Linked DNA regions of Homo sapiens: region 2 is linked to region 1. Evidence: chromatin loops called from intact Hi-C (ENCODE). Cell type or tissue: thyroid gland. All regions are shown on one strand. Links, peaks and the distances in the headings refer to the core of each region. The heading gives the core; the rest is flanking DNA.

Region 1 (11,231 bases), core at 2,454-7,453:
GGATTGCTTGAACCCGGGAAGCAGGGGTTGCAGTGAGCTGAGATTGCACCACTGTACTCCAGCCTGGGCAACAGAGTGAGACTCTGTCTCAAAAAAAAATTGCATTTTCACAAACTCCTGAGGTAATTCTGATGTAGGTGGGCTGGAGCCCACACTCAGAACACTCAACGTCGACAGGATCAAGTCCTCAGAATGGCTAACTTGACCTCATGACCTGGCCCCCATTTTCATTTCCCTTTGAACCCCAAATCCTGTTACCCAGACTTCCCTGTCTCTTGGAGCATGTGCTCTGTCCCTGTGGCCCTTCCCTCCTGGACACAGCCCTCCCTGTCCTGCAAAAGCTGCTGCTTCCTCCTCTGCTGCCCACCTGTCAACGCTGTCTCTTCATCATTTCCCACTCCCTTACCAGATGGCGAGGTCACTGTACTTCCTGGCCCCTAGGTCCACCTGGCACAGATCAGGTACGAAGACATTTATGTGAACACCGGTGTGGTGGAAAGTCAGAGGGAAGTACTGTCGCCAGGGTGTGCCAGGAGGAGGTGGGATCTGAGCTTGCACGTGAAGGAGCAGATTTTCCACGTATGCCTGTGAGGCGGAGCACCATAGACCAAGGGAACCTGCTGAGGGAGACACGGCAGGGAGGCCAGGGGCTGCCTTGGGAGGAGTTGGCTGGGGGAAGGGGCTTGCTTGGAGTGGGTGGGAGGTAGAACTGAAGAGGGAGGCTGGAGCTAGATGGGATGGAGGGCATGAGACTAAGGCAATTGCAGGCAGGCAGGAAAGGACGGGAGGAAAGGGAAGGAGGAAGGAAAGAAGGGACAGAAAACAGGAAGAAAGGGAGAAAGGAAATTAGGTTCTCAGGCAATAATTTGGGGCCAGGAGAGGATAGAGATGAAACTTCTAAGGTTGCCTTCCATTTCCCTCAGTGATGTGAAGACAGCTTTGCAGCAGCTGTGATCCTGTGGAGTCAAACCTCACTGCTCCAAGTAGGGACGACACCAGGCAGGTGTGTGGCCAGGCCACCTCAGCAGCCTGTAATGTGGACACACCAACTTCAGTTAAAACAGCAAATGTATTTTCTCACAGTTCAAGGGATCAGAAGTCCAAAATCTAGGTATCAGCAGAGCGTCTGGTGGAGGAGGATCCTCTTTGGCCCTTGTGGCTTCTGGTAGCTCCCAGCATTCTTGGGTGCTCCTTGGCTGGCTGCTGCATCGTCCCAAACTCTGCCTCCACCTCCACATGGCCTTCTCTGTGTCCTTTTCTGTCTCTTACAAGGATGCCTGTCATTGCATTTGGAGCTCACTCTAATCTAATATGATCTCATTGTGATCCTCACCTTAGTTACATCTGCAAAGACTCCATTTCCAAATAAGGTCCCATTCTGAGGGTTCGGGTGGGTGTGAATTTTGGGGGACATTATTCAACCCACTCTAGCTGTGAGCTGGGGGCCTATAAGCCCGCAGCAGGGTGGAGAGAGCTCAGTGGGGCAGACACAGGAAGCACAGGTCTCGTGAGCCCCATGTGCTGGATGTGAAGCCCAAGGCTCAGAGAAGCTCCAGGGCCCACTGCTAATCAGTGACAGTGAAGAAGCCATGGGTTCCTTAGCTTGTGAAGGCCATTCATTCATTCTACAAACATGTTTTGGGTACTTCTATGCCAGCTGTCTGGAAGCTCACAGTTTGGTGGGAAAATTAGAAAGGCCGTAGCCATCCACTTCTTCATCATCATCACCACAGGCTGGGTCCTCTCTGTAGTGAGTCCCACTGGGAAGAGGGTTCCTGGCTCAGGAGGGTTTGTGGGAGGACATGATATCTCAGCCAAGATCGGAGGCTGATGAGGTCTCAGCAGGGGAAAAGATGTAACAATAGAGAGGTCGGAGGGTCGCGTTCAATGCCTGTGCAAGAAAGGCCTGGAGCCACCCTTGGCCTGCTTGTGAACTCCAGATGAACCATGACACACAGTCACCAGACCTGCAGTAAACATTTACGAAATGAAATTACAGATGAGGAGGCCGAGGCGCCAAGGTGCTTCCAAGTGTCACAGCCAAGTACCAGCAGAGCAAATTCATGAACCCAGCTCCCCTGTCTCCCCATCCATGTCTCTTCCGGTCTGGCCTGGGCACCCCGTCTCAGAAACTGCTTCCTTCCTTCCTGCTCAGCTGTATGCTGGCCTTGCCCAGACCGCAGAGGAGCCAGGTGGAGCTGGGTTAGACACGCAAGACTTTGGGTCTTGCAGCTGAGACTCTGCACCAATCCCAGGCTAGATTTCCATGAGGCACTGGCTAAACTGGTCCAAATTCCCGCAGAGTAGCTCTGAGGGAGAAGCAGAGGAGAAGGATCCCCCTTCAGAGTAGAAACATTTAGGGAACATACACGAAGAACAGACAATCTGTACCTTCTCACTGAACCCACACAAGAACTATTTCAGGGCAGAACCATTCGTTACCCCATTTTGCAGCAGAGAAAGCCCAGGCTCAGAGAGATAAAGTGATTTGTCCAAAGCCACAGTTGTGGAGTCACAAGAATCCAGTCACACACATACCTCCTCCCCAGGCCTTCCCTGCTGCTGTGGTGGGGGAGGAGCCGGGTCACAGAGATGCATCCCTGACTCCCTTAGAAGGTGTTGACCCTGAATGTGACCAAACCCTGGGATTTTAGAGGCCAGCTCTCTCCCATGGCCACTTCCTACTGACAGTGAAAAGGCCACAGGCAACAGGACCTGGGATCACCCAGGGTCACCTGGAATGGAGCGGCAGGGTCAGCCATGCAGAAGAGTTGGGGCTCCTGTCTTTTCCACAAGGGGCTGATGAGGGGATCCCCTCTGGGGCTGGGTCTCCCTTCCCACCCTGAGGACCTGTCTGTTTTCACCCAGACAATCTCACTGATTGTCTGACAAAGTAAAGAAGCAAATGAATTACTTATTCTATGAAAGCCATTCATTCAACAATTTTCTTTTTTTTTTTGAGATGGAGTCTCGCTCTGTTGCCCAGGCTGGAGTGCAGTGGCGCAATCTTGGCTCACTACAACCTCCGCCTCCCGGGTTCAAGTGATTCTCCTGCCTCAGCCTCCCAAGTAGCTGGGATTACAGGTGTGCACCACCACGCCCAGCTAAATTTTTTTTGTAGTTTTAGTAGAGATGGGGGTTTCACCATGTTGGCCAGGCTGGTCTCAAACTCCTGACCTCAGGTGATCCACCCACCTTGGCCTTCCAAAGTGCTGGGATTACAGCGTGAGCCACTGTGCCCAGCCAAACAAATGTATTTTGGTTGGGCCTGGTGGGTCACGCCTGTAATCCCAGCACTTTGGAAGGCTGAGCTAGGAGGATGGCTTGGGCCCAAGAGTTCGAGACCATCTTAGGCAACATAGCAAAATCCTGTCTCTACAAGAAATAAAAAATTAGCCAAGTGTGGTGGTCGTGCTTGTGGTCCTGGCTACTCAGGAGGCTGAGGCAGGAGGGTTGCTTGAGCCCAGGAGGTTGAGGCTGCAGTGCGGCAGGATCATGGCACTGCACTCCAGCCTGGGTGACAGAGCAAGACCTTGTCTCAGAAAAACAAAACAAAACAAGTGAACAAAATAAATACCCAAAGAATTTTTTGAGTACTTCTATGCCCGCTCTCACAAAGCTCCTTGTTTGGTAGGAAAATTCCTTATCTCCCTCCTCAGCTTGGGCGCCTATGTAGGGACACTTGGTTCCCTCATACAAAGCGTGGACAGACATCAGGGTACATACTCATTGCTGTTTCGCTTCTCCATTGCTGCAAGAAACCCGCCCCTGAAACTTAGTTGTGAAAAGCAACTATTTTATTTTATTTTATTTTATTTTATTTTATTTTCTGAGATAGAGTTTCACTTTGTCTCCCAGGCTGGAGTGCAATGGCACAATCTCAGCTCACTGCAACCTCCGCCTCCTGGGTTCAAGTGATTCTCATGCCTCAGCCTCCAGAGTAGCTGGGATTACAGGTGCGTGCCACCACACCGGGCTAATTTTTGTATTTTAAGTAGAGACGGAGTTTTGTCATGTTGACCAGGCTGGTCTTAAACTCCTGATTTCAGGTGATCTGCCTGCCTCGGCCTCCCAAAGTGTTGGGATTACAGGCGTGAGCACCCACACTCGGCGCAACTATGTTATTAAGCTCACAGATTCTGTGGTCAGAAATTTGGAAAGGGCCAGTGGAATGATTTGCCTCTGCTCCGTGATAACCGGGACCGCACCTGGGAGACCTGAAGACTGAAATGACCTCCATGGCTGGAGGCTGGAATTATCTGGGGACCTCTCCAGTCAGTGGTGTGCTACGTGTGGTAGTTGATGCTGGTTGTTGACTGGGACGTGCCCTGGGGCTGTCAGCAGGAACCTGAGACCTCTCCATGTGACTTGGGCTTCTTATGGCGTGGAGACTTCAGTGTAGCCAGAGCTCAGGGCTCTAAAAGTGATTGTCCCAGCTAGCAAGGGGGAAGGTGCGTCATCTTTTGTGACCTAGACTTAGAAGTCATGCAGAATCACTTCACTGCATTTTACTGGTTATCAGTGAGTTGCAAACCCACCCGGGATTCTAAGGGAGAGGAATTAGGCTCCACCTCTTGATGGGGACATGGCTAGTTCTAAAAGAGCTTGGGGGACAGGAGATATTACTGGGGCTGTCTTTGGGAGCTAAAGTCTGCTATGATAGCTAACACAGAGCATTTAGTATATGCCAGGTATTGAATGAACTCATCTGGTCTCTGAACCCCTATCAAAAGAATATTTGTGAGTATATACCATATTTATTTATTAATAAATTATATAAATGTACCACTGTACTAATATATTGTGTAATAATACACAACTCCTTGAAGTTTTAAAAGCCTAGGATAGAAATAATTATAATAAAAAATTTCAATGTTTTCTTTCTGTATTCCTAAAGAGTTTAAGGATTTTTTTATTTTTTTAATTTTTTTTGAGACGGAGTCTCGCTCTGTCGCCCAGGCTGGAGTGCAGTGGCGCGATCTCTGCTCACTGCAAGCTCCGCCTCCCGGGTTCATTCCATTCTCCCGCCTCAGCCTCCCGAGTAGCTGGGACCACAGGCGCCCGCCACCACGCCCGGCTAATTTTTTGTATTTTTTTAGTAGAGACGGGGTTTCACCGTGTTAGCCAGGATGGCCTCGGTCTCGATCTCGATCTCCTGACGTCGTGATCCGCTCACCTCGGCCTCCCAAAGTGCTGGGATTACAGGCCCGAGCCACCGCGCCCGGCTGGCTTGTGTTTATTTAAGGAATGGAAGCGTTCACTCAAGCCAGACTTCAGGGGCAAATGTACATTGGGAATCTCCAAGGGACATCTCCCAAACTACCTGACCAGGGTGTGGGTTCCGCCGAATATCTTTTGGGAAACGCTGTGCGGGGGTCCCTAGAGCGTGTGGGTCCTCCCCATCCCTCCTCCCGGGTTTGAGGGGCCGACGCGGCAGCGCGCCCAGGGGCCTGCAGGTGGCGCCATGTCCCAGGCTGTGGGGCCCCGCTCCCGTCGAACCACGGGGAGACCGTGGGCTCCTCCCGGGTGGTCTGCGCCTGGCGCAGGGAGGGGCCTAGAGGAGGCGGTGGAGTGGGGCGGGGAGGGGTGTCTGCTTAGCATCGGGCGCTGCTCCCTTGCCCTCCCTTGCTTTCCCCTCTCTCCATGCTTCCCACTCCCCCTACTGACCCCCTCACTCCTTCGTCCCCCGCCTGCCCACAGGGACACCCCCATGGATAGGGAGAGGGCTGTGTCCTAGCTCCTGCCAGAGTCTGGAGGCCGCGAGTCTAGGGTGTAGGAGAAGGGGGCCAAGCCAGCCAGGAGGTGGGGCCATTGTAACAACAATCACAGCAATAGTCACTATGTATGGAGGCCCACTCTGCCGTGCGGGGGTGGGGAGCTGCAGTTGTGGGCTGCTAGCTCATCTTCTAGGCGGTCTTCCTGTTCCAGGTCCCTCTGCTGCCCCCAGGAGTCCAGCAAAGCAGGACAGCTCTGTGGACATGGATACCTGTGTGTCCCCCACCCCCAGCCCTGCATCTGGCTTAGCGGGAAGGCAACCCGCTCGTGGGAGGGTGGGAGTGGGTCCCAGGCTGGGGACTTCACTTGTTGCCCTGGAGCTGGTTCTCCAAGAGCACAGACCCTAAACCACTGCCCTCTACTTCCCTGGTGAGCTCCCCACCCCCATACCTTAGGCAAATTTCCTTTTCCAACCCCACTCCACCAATTTTCTCTGCCTCCTCCTTCTGTGAGGTTTGTGGGCCCAGTGTGGCCTCAGGGGGCTGAGGGGATCTCATGGAGTTGAGCCTCACCTTGTCCAGTGCCCAGCAAGGCCTGGGGAGGGGTGCCCAGAAGCCATGTTTTTGTCATACTGCCAAGGAGGACCTTGGATGCACTTGGGGAAGCGCTGATGAAGAAATGACTTCAGAAAAAAAGACCCTGATTTGTAATCTTTGCTGATTTCCATGTAAATTCTCTTACCGTGGCCAGCTTCAAGCTACCAACATGACAAAACATTTCTTAACATTCAGCCATTCCTGTGGTCCCTGGAATATGTGGAGAAAAGAAATTGAACCACAGCGTCCCGGACCTGGTAGAAGCCGCCTCCAGCACAACAGTGAGAAGGTCTGTTTAGGACTCTGCTTGTTTCAGAAAGATCCCGGCTTTGCTTTGGTCAGGATGGGCTACATCACTGAGGGGCCCAGTGCAAAGTGAAGATACAGGGCCCCTTTTTCAAAAATTATTCAGAACTTCAAGACAGCAACAATAGACTGTTAAACCAAGTGTGTGGCCCTTCTGAGTGAGGGCCCTGTGTGGTTGCTCAGGTTGCACACCCATGAAACCTGCCCTGGCTCTGTTCCAGGCCACCAGGATGGCTTGCCTGCCAGGACCTCCTCACTGGCCTTCCTGCTGTCTCCCTGGCCTCCTACAAACCATTCTCCACTCAGCAACCAGGGGTTGCTCTGGGCTGGATCTTGTCACTCCTACACCTGCCGCTTGTCCTTGAGAGCAAGGGCAAGGCTCCTCTGCCTGGCCTGGTTCTGAGACACTGGGCTCCCCAGTTACATATCCTTATAGCTCCGCACACATGTGTTCCTGCCTGGCTCTCTTCCCTGTAGAAACTACATTTCCTTGTATGATCTCTCCCTTTATACCATCAGCAGTGTAGTCCTGTGCTCAGTACCGCTGCAGGCCTGCACTTAGTAGATACTCAGGATGTGCTAAATTGAACAAAATGAATTAATTGATGAAAAGGACAATTGGATCAGGATAGGGCTGTTCCAAATGTTTTCTGGCAACAGACTCATTTCATCAAATGAGATCTTACAGGGAAGCCCACGACATGAAACAGAAAAGGGCCGCTGCTTTGCCTGCAATGGGAGGGACCAGACGCCTGACTCCGGAGGCCATGCAGTCACTGCCTCTGCAGAACCTGGTTTGGCGGCACCAACATTGCCACTTTCCTTTGTTCTTCCTGCATTTAACCTTAGCCGACCCCTCCTGGCTGACATTGACGATCTGGTTTCTGTTCGTATTAGCCGGACTGAGAACTTTAGCTGTCACGTTGGTTGTACATGTGGATTATGCTCCTGTCTCCCCTTCTCCCTGTACCTGCGGATCACTCGGCCATCGCTTGGCTCTGAGAACAGCGGCTGGGCTGAGCCATGGGCAGAGGATTTGGTGTCCTTTGGGGAGGGGTGCTGATGGTGAGCACAGGGGCAGGGCTGCAGTGCCCCCCGCCCCCAGCACAGCCAGGCTCCCCCACTCCCCTCCACTTTGGTCAAATGACCTTCCGTGGCCAGGGGCGAGGTGCTCCCTCTCACTGAGCTCTAACCTCGCTTGAACACCCACCAGCATTTATTGAGCGCCTGCTGGGTGCCAGCATGTTGCCAAGGGCTACCTGGGTTTTATTTCCATGGGTCCTCACGACAACTCTTAGGAATGGCTGTTATCATATTCCCCATTGTACAGATGAGAAAATGGAGGCTCACAGAGGGAGAGGACTTGACCAAGGCCACACAGCGGATGATTCAAACTTCTGACCCACCCTGGCCCACAATGGGCAGCCGAGCTAGAGACCAGTACTTTATGGATGAGGGGAGAAAGAGGAACCAGGACCTCATGCTGCTTCTGGTGGCCTGGCTGCATCCTCTGACCCTGGGACGCGCTCCTGGCTCTTACCTGGGAGGCAGCATAGCAGGTGGCATTGGAAGCAGAGGGGCCTGAGCTAGAATCCCGGCTCTGTCGCTGACCAGTCTGGTGACCCAGCTATGTGGGGGTCTCACCAGCCTCACTCTCCTGCCTGAGCAAGGGAAGCAGAGATGTCAGTACCCACCTGCCCGGGTGGGGGCAGGTGAAGGAGAGGTTGTCTTGGCACACGGCACATCTGAACACTCGCTGGGGTGGCTATGAGGGGTCCTCACGCTTTACCCACCTTGGGCCCATCTTAGAATGAAAGAAAATGGAATCCCCAAGGAGGTCTCTTTCCTGTCCTTCCTCAGTGCATCTCAGAGTTGGACCCTGAGGGGACCCTCTGCTTGGGGCTGTCCTGGGCTGGGCATCCTCCCCTCCCTGCTCCTGATGTAAAAACTCCAAGGGTGGGTGCCGCATGAGGAGGGCCAAGGTGCTGCGTTCTAGTCCTTGCCTGGCCACCGGCTGGTGCCTAGACCCTCTCTGGACCTCAGTTTCCCCACCTCCAGCATGGGTCTCCTGCAGAGCCCGTGAGGCAGCAGAGGATGGATTTGAGCCTGGCTGTGTGCGGTCAGGGCACCTCCCATACGCGAGGGGGTGGATCAGTCTCCTGGGGTTGCTGTGACAAATGACCATGAACTCAGTGGCTGAAAACAAGACACACATTCGCTCACAAGCAGTCTCGTATCAAGGTGTCAGAAGGGCCACGCTCCTGCAGACGCTCCGGGGGAGAGCCCTGCCCTGCCTTCTCTGGAAAAGATGCAGCGATCCCTGGCCTTTCTGGGCTTGTGGCCTCTGATCTCTGCTCTGTCTTCAGGTCTCCTCTGTGTGTCTTCTCCTGCCTCTTATAAGGACATTTGCCATTGGATTTAGGGCCCACTAGGGTAATCCAGGATGATACCATCTTAAGATCCCTAACTTAATTATATCTGCAAAGACTCTTTTCCTAAATAAGGTCATATTCACAGCTTCCAGGGATTTGGATGTTGACATATCTTTGGGAGCTATGACAGTCAGCCTCACCTCACAGGCTCCCTACCAGAGAAAGGCAAGTGAGGGCCAGCGGATTCCTCTAAGGACCTTGGAGAGTGCCGCATACAGTAAGCTCAACAAATGTGAACCCTAAGAAAGAGACATGGAGGCACAGGGAGGAAAAGATCACGGAAGAGCTTGCCCTGGCCATGCTGAGACCCCTTCCCCCCAGCTTTGGGCCTTGTCTCTGGGGGTGGGCCAAGCCGGACCCCTCCAGGGCAGGGCGGCAGCACACACCGCCAGCCCTGCATCTCTGCATCCCATTCTGGCAGAGCACTACCCAGAAACATATTTTACCCATAAACGGGCCAATTAAGAAGGCAAATGTTTTCAAACAGGAGGATTTATTGGCATAGAATGTGCCATCCCTCTAAGCAAGAGGAGTGGGGGTGTGTGCGGAGCCATCTGGAGGGGAGTTGTTTATCATATTTATTTAGTTACAAGTTGCTGGTTTAGAACTGGCAGAGCTTTGTGAGGTGGGATCGCAGTTCCCTGGGAGGGCACAGGCTCGGGTGGCTTTGTGCACAGGGGTATGCCCGTGTCTGTGCAGACACGTATGTCTTTGTGCCTGAGCGTATGTGACCGTGCACCTACATGTGGGAGTTTGCCTGCCTATGCGTGTGCATACCCTTTATTGGGTCTGCTCTCTGTGTGTACACACATGTGCCTCTGTGTGTACACATGAGTGTAAGAGGGCCTAGAGATGTCCTGGTGCATGCGTGTGCACATGCGTGTTTGTGTGCATGTGTGTGCAATTCTTCTTTGTGTGTGGATGCAGGTGTGGCCTTGTGTGCACTTGCCTGGGACAGATCCTACCTTACCCAATTTGACTTCCAGGCAGTCTTGGACATCTCTGAGAGTCTCTTCCCTGGCAATTTCCCACATCATCCTCTTTCTTTGATCTCTTTCTCTTCCCCGTGTGTCTTCTCTTCTCTTTCTAGACCAGGGGACACCAGTAGGTCACGTGAATGAGAGAAGAAGGTCTGGCCTGGGCTAGGCCTTTGATGCAGACTCATTGTGTGTGGCAAAGGTAAAGGAATTGTCTTGGCCTCTGCAAACATACATGCTCTCCTATTTTACCTAAACACGTGGCTCTGACTCTCTGAGACTACTCTGTTTCTCAGCATCTGATAGAGATATGGGACAAAGAATCATTACAAGTGCCATGATCGCCAACAAGAACTACTTAGCCTGTGGTTCTGGGAGCCAATAGACAAGGGTGGGGCTGTGGTGAACAGGAGAGTGCGTGCCCCTGTCTAAGGGACAGCCAATCCTCGGTGATGGTTGCTTTGAGAAATTTCCAGCCTCTGTTGCCAGGTCTTCTGAGTTTCTAAGAAAAACCAGAGATTTGTATTTTTAAGAGAGTGTGCTTGATTTTTAAACATTGGCTCAAAGATTTTTGAAACATTGCAGGCCAAATGGAACTTGTGTGCAGGATGAATGATCAGGGTGCTCATCTGCAGCCTCCCCCACGCTCCATGTGCACCCCTCTGATCTGTGGCTGTAGGGATCATTGTCAAGCTCATGACCAACATCTGTGCCTCGATTTTGGGTCTAGACCCACTATGAGTCAGACCCTGTCATCCTGGGCTCATGTCTTGTGAGCACAATGAACCCAGCATGTCCACGAAGCAAAGCAGCATCTTTCCTCCATCAGTGCCTCCCTTGAGTCCCCGAATCAGAGGCAGCCCCGCCATCAGCTCTGGAGATGGAATCTGGGTGTCATCCTTGGGTCCTCACCACCCCTCAGCCTCCGTGGGCATTGAATCAGTCACCCAGTCCTGCTGGCTTTGCCTCCAGCACACATCTCTACAGCCTCCGTCATCTCTCTCCTGAATGACAGTGACAGCCCGCTCCAGCTTCTCCAGGCTTCTAGTTGTGTCTCCCTGCTCCTTCCCTGTCCACCTCTCCAGCCTTGTCCTTCCCTCTCCCTGCTGGCACTTTAAGCTTCAGCAACACCAGACTGCTTGTGTTCTATTTTATTGCCTCTTGCCTTTGCAATGACGTCTCCTCTTCATGGAATGCCTTTCCAG
Region 2 (11,231 bases), core at 3,450-8,449, 120 kb after region 1:
CCTTGTTCACTGAAATACTTACTCACAGGTTCCTGAGCCACTATGTAAGGAGTTTAACTACCCTGTGGCTGTCATGCTAGGAGGAAGCCCAAGCCACACGGAGAAGCTATGTGTAGGTATTGTGATCTACAGTCCCCACTGTGCCCAACCTTTGAGTCATCCCAGCCCAGGCACCAGACAGGTGAGCACAGAAGTCTTCAGATGATTCTAGTCCTCAACCCTGGGAGTCTTCCTCAATAAGGCCCTAAACATCATGGAGCAGAAATAAATTATCCCTATGGTGCCCTGTGTGAATTCCTGATCCTCATAATCTGTGACCAGAATACAGTTGTTTTTGTTTTATATCACTAAGTCAGATGGTTTGTTATACACAATAGATAACTGGAACATACGGACTTTCAATTGTATGAGATAATTACATTTGGTTCTTATGGTTGAAATCACTGTAAAGAGCATTTTTGTCCTTACTCGCAGTTAATCACAGTCTTACACTGTAGTCTTGTTTACTTATATTTTTAAGTTAATCTATTCTTTTGGTTTAAATATGTCTTTAAGGAGAAAAAAGAGTATTTTTGTAACGCATAGTAGAAACAATTGCTATGAAAATTTTAAATCATGCTTTCCCATATATCATTTTAAATCATCTTGTGGCTCACCAGGGACATATCCCACCTTCTAGGAATTACTGCATTAAGCTTTCTTCTGATCACAAAGGTTTCTCCTAACTTTTACATTTGAGAATGTATGAGGTTCCCTTCCCCAGGTTGTCATTGCATGTTGCCCCAGGACACCCTCTCTCTGAAGGAGTTCGCAGACAGAGTTCCCGTGCAGTGCATGAGACAGTTAACATTCATGGGAGGTGACCCACATCAGGAACTGTGAAGGGTCTGAGATTTTACCCTACTTACAAACTCATCAGCTAGATTATTTCCTGAATGCTGGCAGAAGACATAGACTCCTGGGTCAGAGATAAGAAACTGTATTACTTACAGAGAAAGTAGATGCTGACTTCAGGCTTACCCTGATTCCCCAAACCTCTGAAGTCCTGAGGATGTGATGCAGGTGGGCCTGCTCACACAGAGTTGTGTCACAGGAGAGGAATACTGAGCTAAGAGAAACTATTGCTTTTACAGTGAGCAGTCACAAACCTTCCCTTTGAAGACATGACTTCATCCCTCAAGGTTGTTTTCTGCAAACACAACCCTGAGAAATGGCCTGAGTAAAGGGCAATCAGGGTCTTGCCTTCCTGGTGCACCAGCAAGAACATGCAGGGATGCTCAGAGCTCATGGATATCCCGATCACAAGCTGCATGGCCTAGGCCAGATAGGCTAGGGAGTGCTGTGAGGTCCCAGAGCTAAAACTCCACCACTCCCTTCCCAACTCCTGAAAGCATAGCATAATGTCAGCAAAGCAGAAGGAGGGATGTTAAGGGGTTCACCTTGACTCCACTTTAATCAGTAATAATAAAAGGCGAATGATTTGCTCACTTCAGCTTTACTTTTATTAGTACAATAATCCAAACGATGCTGAGCTTCTTCAGTTTGCACATTCAAGGGAAATCACACTAACAGCTTCTGTCAATTAGTTACTGCTCTAGCAATGCCACATAACAATCAACCTCAAACTCTCAGTGGCATATGACAGTAAGCACTGGGATTACAAGTTTCCTGATCAGCTGGTGGCTCTGCTTCACTCCATAAGTAGGCTGGGTGGCTCTGCTGCACGTGACTCCCATCCTCTTCCTGGAACCAGTGGGCTAACCAGAACATATTTAACTCTTGGAGATGATGGAATTGTAGGAGAGTTTGCCTAGCTGTGCAGGCATATTCCAAGCTCATTTGTTTTATGTCTGGTGCTATTCCATTGGCCAAAGCAAGTCTCAGGGCCAAGCCCGAAGTCAAGGGGTGAGGAAGTATACTCCATCCATGGAGGTGGAGGGGAAGGAGGAAACGTTCCTGACAACGATGGAATCTACTTTCTATCAAAAGCCCATGGTTTCTCTTCCTACTATTTTTCACTCGCATGGGGCCTCACACCCTTTTTGCAAAGTCTTCTTCGTGTTCTCCCTTCAACTCCAAAGTACCAAAGTACAATTAATTCTCAAATAATGAATATTCACATGATAGTTCCTCCCTCACCTCTCAGAATGGGGCTATAGAAAAATTTACACTCATTTTATTTCAATTAAGCAATATTTCTTCCCAAATAATAAAGAAGAAACAAAACATTGACTCGGAGTTTATGCCTCTTAGCTCCTACATCTGCCCGCTACACTAGGATCTGCTCCTGGAGGACTTGACAAAGACCCCAGCACTTTATGTTCAAGCTTTTACATGCGCACGAGAACTTCTGTTTGAGAGATATGTATTGTGCAATTCCTCATAAAGAATGACTATAGTTTTTATGGTTATATAAGGTTATAAAAGGTAATTAATTTAGGAACGATTCCGAAAGAAGAGCGTGAATAAGAGAACAATAGCTAAAACATCTATTTTCTTTGCTGCCTTGTAGAGTTGAAAAGAACATACTTAAGGAATGAGCTTTACAAAGAGGTTAAACAATACAGTACCTGACTAAGAATGTTGTTATGGTAATATCTTTTCCTTAAAGGTATTTTTTCTTTATCCCTGGTGTTGTGTGTGTGTGTGTGTGTGTGTGTAAGAGAGAGACAGAAAGAGAGAGAGAATATCAGGGGACATGTGTATCCCTAGGAGTCCCTGGAAGGTATTTGTTACATGCTTAAAGACCAGCTATTGGCAGCCATTTTTGTAGCCCCCCAGTCTTGTCCCAGCTGTGAACATCCACTGCCTGGGAGGCCACCTGAAATCTCCTCATCTTTTCCATTGCTGGGGATATCTGTATTCATCAAAGATTTTTTGTTGGAAGTGACAGAAACCGAACTGTAACTACTTTGAGCAAGAAAGGGTAATTCATTGTTTCACATACACAAACCATGGACAGCACCCGGTGGAGCCAATACCCCAGATGACTGGATTCAGACACCCAAAGGCCACCAGGCTGTTCTCTCTTTTCTCTGCTGCTCTTTGCCTGTTGGAGCCATTCTTACCAGTCACAGGCAGACTTCTCCACGGGGAGGGGAAGATGGACTCTGGCCACTCCAGAATCACAGCCTTCCAGCTTTAGCAACTCTTGGAGTTCAGAGAACATCTCTCCATTAGTTTTGGTGTAAAAAGTTCCAGGAGATATCTCTAATTGGCCTAGCTTGAATGACACGCTCATGGCACGGACCAATCACTATGGTTCCATTTCCACAACAAAGGTGGGACGCACCGACATGGCCACCAGGGACATCATTGGGAACTATGAAACCACTTTAATTTGTATGAGCTATGGAGATTCTTATGAGAACTATCAAGTTGGTAGCAAGCCCTCTCTCTTCATCTGTGCCTTAGGAGGCCCATCAATGGGAGGAAGGGGATCTGGAAGTTCCTCCCATACAGCAGGGTTTGGTCCCTGTGGGTCAGTAAGTGGGGCTTATAAAATTAAAAGCCAGGTGTGGTGGCTCACGCCTGTAATTTCAGCACTTTGGGAGGCCGAGGCGGGTGGATCACCTGAGGTCAGGAGTTCTAGACCAGCCTGGCCAACACGGCGGAAACCTGTCTCTACTAAAAATACAAAAATTAGCTGGGCGTGGTGGTGGGCACCTGTAATCCCAGCTACTCAGGAGGCTGAGGCACAAGAATCGCTTGAACCCAGGAGGCGGAGGCTGCAGTGAGCCGAGATCGCACCACTGCACTCTAGCCTGGGCAACAGTGAGAGTCTGTCTCAGAAAAAAAAAAAAAAAAGTTAAATGGGTGATGTTTTAGGGTTCTCTCAGTTGCACACCTTGGGACAAGAATGCAAGGCCAGGTAGTTTATTTGGGGGATGATCCCAGGGAACACCGTTAACAGATTAGGGAGTGACACAGGGAGGAAAAGGCTGCCAAGAAATCAGGTGTGATGAAGAAATTCCCCTCTGTGGACAACTGGAGCTCAATCCCACTGGGGACCTCCCGGACACAAGAACACTCAGGTTTATCCAGTACAAGGGGAGAGGATACTAACATCATCATCAATTCCCTGTCATTGGCTGAACAACATTTCTGTGAGTACAACATCTCCAGTACTTCTGTCTTGTCCAGTGAGTGGGCCAAGTGTGCCCTGGCATCAGGAGAAAGCTCTCAGCAGGGTCATAGCTGCAGTCATCACCTTAGGGACTCTGAGTGTTGAGGAGGCACAGGCAGGACCCCAGCAGATGACCCCGGATGGATTTTCAGTCCACGAAACCATGATATGCTGGGGTTTCTCCATCCCGCTGCTGAGTCAATGGGAAGGGCCTCTCAGGTCATATTCCCATAGGATGGCTCAAGGATCCATGTGTGGTCTGGCTGACACCCAGGCCTTCTTGAGGGAGGAAGAGGTGGGAGGAAACGAAGATGAACCTTTTACTCAAATAGTATGAAATACTCCTTCATGAGCCTTTTAAACTGGAAGAGACTCGGCTACAGTTAGTAATCAGATTTATGTTTTTCTCTCTAAGAAAATGAAGGAAGCACAAGAAAAAATTGACCACTTATAGAAAATAAAGGCTACTCAGGAGACTGAGGTGGGAGGATCACTTAGGCCCAGAGGGTTGAGGCTGCAGTGAGCTATGATTGTGCCACTGCACTCCAGCCTGGAAGACAGAGAAAGACTCTGTCCAAAAAAAAAAAAAAAAAAAAGAAAGAAAGAAAGAAAGAAAAAAGGAGAAAGAAAATAAGAACTATGCATTTTTTGCACCTTCCATAATCTCCATGATTATATTTGGGGGGCCCTTTATCTGCTTTGATCATTGCCATATTCATTGCATGTAGCACAGTACTAGGCACATAAAAGATGCAGACTAATGATTTATTGAATGAATGTATGCTTCCATATTTCCCTACGAGTGGCCATTTCCCTCCCGAGATCCAAGCCGTTGAATTTCAATTAGTGTATTGCAGCTTCTCCCAGAGCTGGGGGAGTGTTGGTATTTTTTCTCAGACAATTAAGTGCTTTAGTGGAGAGTCGGGGGTGAAGGGTTGTGCTCTGTGCCCCACACGAGCTGCGCTGGCCTCACAGAAAATGGTGAGACTGTCAGAGCACTGGCTGGTGACGGAAGGGCTGTATGTGCCCCTTCAATTTAATGGCCTTTTAATTAGTATCAATAATAGCTGGGCCGTCCCTCGCTGCACTGCATGTCTGTCTCCAAGGCTCATTATGACCAGGGATGAACAGCACTCCTCCAATCCCTTATGTCCTCATAGTCATGAGACCCTTTGCTATTACATAATGTTGCAATCCACCATCACACCTGGCCCACAGTAGTTGCTTAATGGGTGTTACTTCTTTTCCACTTTTGGCCCTCCTTTGAAGCCCCAGCAACTTTAGGCATTCGAAACTGGGCCTCTGCACCCCATTCCTTGTAGCCAGAGGGGTGGTAGGGCTGGAGATGAGAGTCCTCAGAGAGAAAGATGGTAGCCACACCCAAGGCCTCTCTGGTGTTCAGGCTCTGTGAGTTGGGATGGGGAGATAGATGGAACCGCTCTGTGTGCGTAGGGCAGGGCTGGGACCGGTAGGCATCCTTCTTTGATGTCGGCATAAACTCTAGCAGGAAATTTTGAAATAATCTGATCCAGGGTTTCAAACCAGCAGCCTGTAGGTTTGAATGGCTGTTTATTTTTTAAAAATTCAAATAAATTCATAACATTTCTTTTTCTTTTCCCTGCTTTTCCTGAGCTGTATATAACATTTTAATGTTGGGAAATTTAACATCATAACCTACATTTCCTGTCTCTCCAAGGAAAAGAAACAAATCAGGTGATCTAGCTACAATGGGCCCCGATTCCATATGGTAACAGTTGGTTGAAGCTGGGTAGTGACCGCCCCCGCTTAGAAGGGCATGGGCTCAGCCACCGTAGTCCTCACCTGACCTGCTTCCCTTGTCTGTGTTATCTACCTGGCCTCTGCGAGCATTTCAGTTTGCTTCCCCCCTCACTGAACAGCTGGAAAGATGGGCTCAGGGAGGGAAGTGGTTTGAGTTGTCTAAGCACATACAGACAAATAATGGCCAACTTAAAGCCAGGCTATTGTCAATCCCAGTCCAGTGCTCCTATACCTCACCACTCTCTGCTGCTCTTTATAAGTTTCTTCAACTAGACAGGAGCTACTGCAGTGGGAGGTGCGGTGAAAGGAGCTCACTCAGAAGTGTATGAATGTGACAGCTCTGTCTCTGCTTGACTGGGCTGTTGCTTCCCATCTTTGGGCCTCAGCTTCCCCATCTGTAAAATGGGGCTAATAACAATCCTAATCTCTTAGATGTGGGAGAGCTCTCAGAACTCTGTGGAGCTAGGAAATGTTATTGAACATGATTGTTGTTTCGATTGCTATGTAACCCCAAAACTTTGTGATTTAAAACAATAACCATTTTATTTGTTTATGATTGTTCAATCCAGGGTGGGCTCAGTTAGGTGGTTTTTCTAGTGATCTTGCTGGTGATCACTCTTACGGTTGCATTCAGCTGGCAGGTTGGCTGATGGCGGGGCTCAGCAGAGAAGCTGGGATGGCTGGCCTGACTCTCTTCACATAATTTTAGTCTCTTCCCACCATGTGTTCTCTCCAGCAGGGTAGCCAGACTTCTTACATAGTTGTTCAGGGCTCCCACAAATGAGCATTCCAAGAGGACAAACCCCAGTATGCAGGCATTTACCAAGCCTCTGCTTGCATCACAACTGCGATATACCATTGGCCAACATTTGTCACATTGAGGGAGAAGGCAGGACTCAACTCCAGAGATGGGGCTGAAACTCTGGACCAGATTGAAGACTAGGTGAACAGGGAAGCAGTGAAAGCACCTCTCCATGAGACATACCCAGCAACACCACGTCAGTTTACCACAGTGATGGCAACACCTAAAAGTTACCACCCCTTTCCATGGCAATGGCCTGGAAGTATCATCCTTTGTCCAGAAAATTCTGAATAACCTGCCCCTTAATTTGCATGTAATTAAAAGTGGGTATAAATATGACGACAGAATTACCCCTGAGCTGCTACTCTGGGCATGCTGCCTAGGGGGTAGTCCTGTTCCACAAGGAGCAGTACCTCTGCTGCTGTTGGACACTGCTGCTCCAATAAAAGTTGCCATCTAGGCTGGGCACAGTGGCTCACACCTGTAATCCCAGCACTTTGGGAGTCTGAGGTGGGTGAATCATGAAGTCAGGAGATCGAGACCATCCTGACCAACGTGGGGAAACCCCATCTCTACTAAAATTCAAAAATTAGCTGGGCATGGTGGTGTCTGCCTGTAATCCCAGCTACTCGGGAGGCTGAGGCAGAATCATTTGAACCAGGGAGTCGGAGGTTGCAGTGAGCAGAGATCGTGCCACTGCACTCCAGCCTGATGACAGAGTAAGACTCCGTCTCAAAAAAAAAAAAAAAATGTTGGCATCTACCACCACCTGTTTGCCCTTGAATTCTTTCCTGGATGAAGTGAAGAACCTTCTCGGGCTAAGCCCCAATTCTGGGGCTTACCTGCCCTGCATCAATATGGCAAAGTCCAGAATCAATGTGGGAGGGGACTACATAAGAGTATGAATGCCAGAAGCATGGTTCACTGGAAGCCATCAAATTAACAGTCTACTGCAATTATTTTCATGGGGTCTAACTAACGGCTAGAGTAGGGAGAGTGGGCCTTCACCTGCAAGGTGAAACTGGATAGTCCCCAGGTCTCCCTACTCAGAATGTTCTCTCCTGATGAACCAGCCCAGATTTGATGTTTACCTTTACTTTGCAGCTTTGGCCCAGCATGACCAGGCTTTCAGAGTTCACATTAGATCACAGCCCACAGTGCCAATCCAAATGACTGGTATGACTGACCATGGAGAAGGACTCCATGGTGGACAGGGGGACAGAATGTCCTGATTGGCCAGGCCTGGGTCAGGTGCCATCACCAGGGCCAGGGGGAATGAAGTCAGCCCCTTCTGAACTAATAGTAATAATATTAATACTAGATGACATTTGGGGGGTGTTTACTATGTGCCAGTCACTCTTTTAAACATTTTATCTGAATTAACTCATATAACCCAAAAACTCCATGAGGTAGATACTATTCTCCACATTTCTTATATGAGGCACAGAGAGGTTAGGAATTTTTCCAGGTTCACATAGCTGGTCAATGGCAGAGCCAATATTCAAACCTAGGCAGTCAGACTTTAGTTTCCATACTCTTTATGGCCTGGACCAAGAATAGGAGTAGAGGCTCACAGAAAAATCAGATGCTGGCCAGGCACAATGGCTCATGCCTGTAATCCAAGCACTTACAGGGAGTCTGGGACGGGCAGATTGCTCGAGCTTAGGAGTTAGGGACCAGCCTGAGGAACATGGCAAAACCCTGTCTCTACAAAAAAATACAAAAATTAGCTGGGCATGGTGGCACGACCTGTGGTCCCAGCTACTCTGGAGGCTGAGGTGGGAGGATCACCTGAGCCTGGGAAGTTGAGGCTGCAGTGAGCCATGATTGCAGCACTGCACTCCATACTGGGTGACAGAGGAAGACCTTGTCTCAAAAAAAAAATTTTTTTAAGTCAGATGCTGTTAAGAATATTGGGAGATGATACAGCATAGACAAAAATGGTATCTATACCTTGCAACTGCCCACTAATAACCATAAAGACATGATGTGCCATGTAAAGCATGATCTAAGGAAAACCTTCATGTTCTTTATGCAGAAACTTGGGCTAGATGTGGTGGCTCATGCCTGTAATCCCAGCACTTTGGGAGGCTGAGGTGGGAAGACCTCTTGAGCCCAGGAGTTCAAGACCAGCCTTTGCAACATAAGGAGACCCTGTCTTTACAAAAACTTTTTTTAAAAATTAGCTGGGCATGGTGGTACATGCCTATAGTCCCAGCCACTCGGAAGGCTGAGGCAGAAGGACTGCTTAGCTCAGGAGTTCAATGCTGCAGTGAGCTATGACCGCACCACAGCACTCCAGCTTGGGTGACAGAGAGAGACTCTGTCTCAGAAAACAAACAAAAACAAACAAAAAAATTGGGTAATTGGGTATCTTCCTCTCTACTCCAGATGGGATTCTTTTAGCCTTAGGTTCCCCTTATTGGATCCAAAGTTGAGAAGCTCTTGGGTCACTTAGTCAAGAATTCCTGAGGTATAGCAAATAAGAACATCTGGGACCACATGTTACCAACATCTGGTCACAAACTCTTAAAATAATATGGAGAAGTAGATTTGGAGAAACAGATGAAGAACACGAGGGGGAATGTGCTGGGTGACACCCACAGAAATGCACCTGGGGAATCATGATTGAAGCAAGGATGATTGAAAAGTCTCTGCAAGTATGTGTGACACTTCTGAGTATTGGGGGTGGGGTGGGGGTGGAAGGCCTCATGTATCTGTTGTTTCCTGGGCACTCAATCCTTTTTGAACAAGATGCTCTAGAGATGGTTATTCTCATTAGAACAAATGTTACTGACCCAATGTCTTCCTCGTTTATATTTCTTCTAATGTGCTTCTGCTTGAGCAAGTGAGCCCTTAATGTCCATTTCAATTAACATCACTGCATCTGATCTCAGTGGTGTCACTCATGGATGCAATGAGGGGCGGAGAAAGGTCACTGGGAAGTGGGGAGAGGTGTCCCCTCTTGTTTGAAGGCTTGAAGTCACTGGTGAGGGAGGTATTGGGAGGGAAGGTGTGGAATGATTTGCTCCCTACTTAATAAAGACCATACTTTAAAGATGTCAGCCTGTCTTTTGTTTGATAAAACACTAATGTGAAGACCTAGTTGCAAGGCAGAAAGCAGGGACAAGGGCTCTGAGGGCTAAGCCAGTGAGGAACGGGAGACACACAAACTTGCATTGACTTATGAGAGCTTCCTCCATAACCTTGAGCTCCCTAGCCGTCAGTCACAGTGGGTGGGAACTGTATGCTCCAAATCTGCTATCCAGTATCCTGGGGATTCCCAGGGATGGCTCAAAGCTGGTGGTCTGACACCAACACTTCTGTGTGTGGCCTGATCTCAGCATGGAAATGGGATGGACCAGAGTTTGGGGTGGGTGTAGCAGAGCAAGCCTCAGGGAGAGGTAGACAGTCACAACCTGCCAACCCTTCCTTGCTCTTGTTTTCCATCCTTCCTTCCCTTCCTTCCTTCCTAACAAGGGAATTTGTTCCCTTTGTGCCCTTCCAGAGGGAATTTGTTCAGGAAAGAGAAAATATGGATTTATGTTCTCCAAGACACAATCCTCAGGGATGATTCTCTCTCCTTTGAGAAGTCAGAGCATTTGTTTTTTCATCATCTTTGCCATCAATAACAATCATTAGAAGAGCTTACTATTTCTTGAGCACCTTCTGTGTATCAGGGGACATTACATATATTATTTCTAGCCTTCACAGCAACCCTCAAGGTAAATGTAATTTATGCCCACTTTACAGAGGAGGAAATTGGGGCTTAGAGTGCTTGAGGAGCTTGTCCAGTAAGTGGATTGAACTGGGCCCGGTTCATTCGATTTCTGGCTCCAATGTCATCAATTACTTGCAATATATACTTGCAAGGGCCTGGCTCCTGGCTAAGACCTGCTAATGGATGCATCTGAAATAAGAAATGTCTTCTATTCAAGTTCCAGACGTCCACATCAACAAGCATCAAACACAGAGTTTAACCTGCATCGTACTGGCAGTCAAGATGCAAGGGCTGTAGTCCTGGTTCTGCAACTCTTTTGATGGGCAGCTTTCAGTGTATATGTGTGAACTCCCCTCTCCAGTAGAACTCCCCTCTCCAGTTGTCATTTCTCCATCTGTAAAATGGGCAAGTTTGACTAAATATCTCCAAGAGTCAGCTCAGTTCAATCCAATCTGACAGCACCCATGGGGCTTTCCTGTGTGACTGTGCCAGAAGGAAATAAAGATGGACAAGGCAGACCTCCATTCTCTAGGTGAGCTAAATGTGTGCTCTAATAGTTATACATAAAGAGCAACAAAGCTTGGAGAGCACGGCATCTCATTTAGACTTGGCCAGTGGCAATGTGTGTGGCACAGGAGATGAGGCAGGCTTCAGGGTGGAGGCGCCATTGGCAGTTGGGCTTGAAAAGGAAATAGAACATGTGGAGGTGGAGACAGGAGGAAGCTTTTCCCAGCCAACACCACATGGAGCAGAAGAACCACCTGGTCATTCTATAAAATTGTGAGAAGTAACAAATCATTGTT

Evidence for each region. Hi-C counts contacts between places; a loop is a spot of excess contacts. Peaks named below come from ENCODE experiments on the same cell type or tissue, not always from the same donor. Only the 100,000 strongest peaks of a DNase experiment are listed, where the experiment ranks them.
Region 2: a loop joins it to region 1, with 1.9 times the contacts of the local background. A loop is called at or near these places in 6 of 110 quality-filtered maps.

The regions. Positions count from the first base shown.
Region 1 is chr20:33,857,353-33,868,583 of GRCh38, forward strand. No RefSeq gene overlaps it. Among named protein-coding and RNA genes, the nearest start is that of CHMP4B, 52 kb to the left of the region's middle. RefSeq lists silencers at 5,368-5,417, 5,420-5,583 and an enhancer at 5,868-5,947. In thyroid gland, for the core only: a CTCF peak has its summit at 5,470 (motif pointing right); a DNase peak (open chromatin) is centred at 5,839; H3K27ac peaks cover 1,188 bases.
Region 2 is chr20:33,979,192-33,990,422 of GRCh38, forward strand. No RefSeq gene overlaps it. Among named protein-coding and RNA genes, the nearest start is that of RALY, 9.1 kb to the right of the region's middle. In thyroid gland, for the core only: no CTCF peak of the experiment used is centred there; no DNase peak of the experiment used is centred there.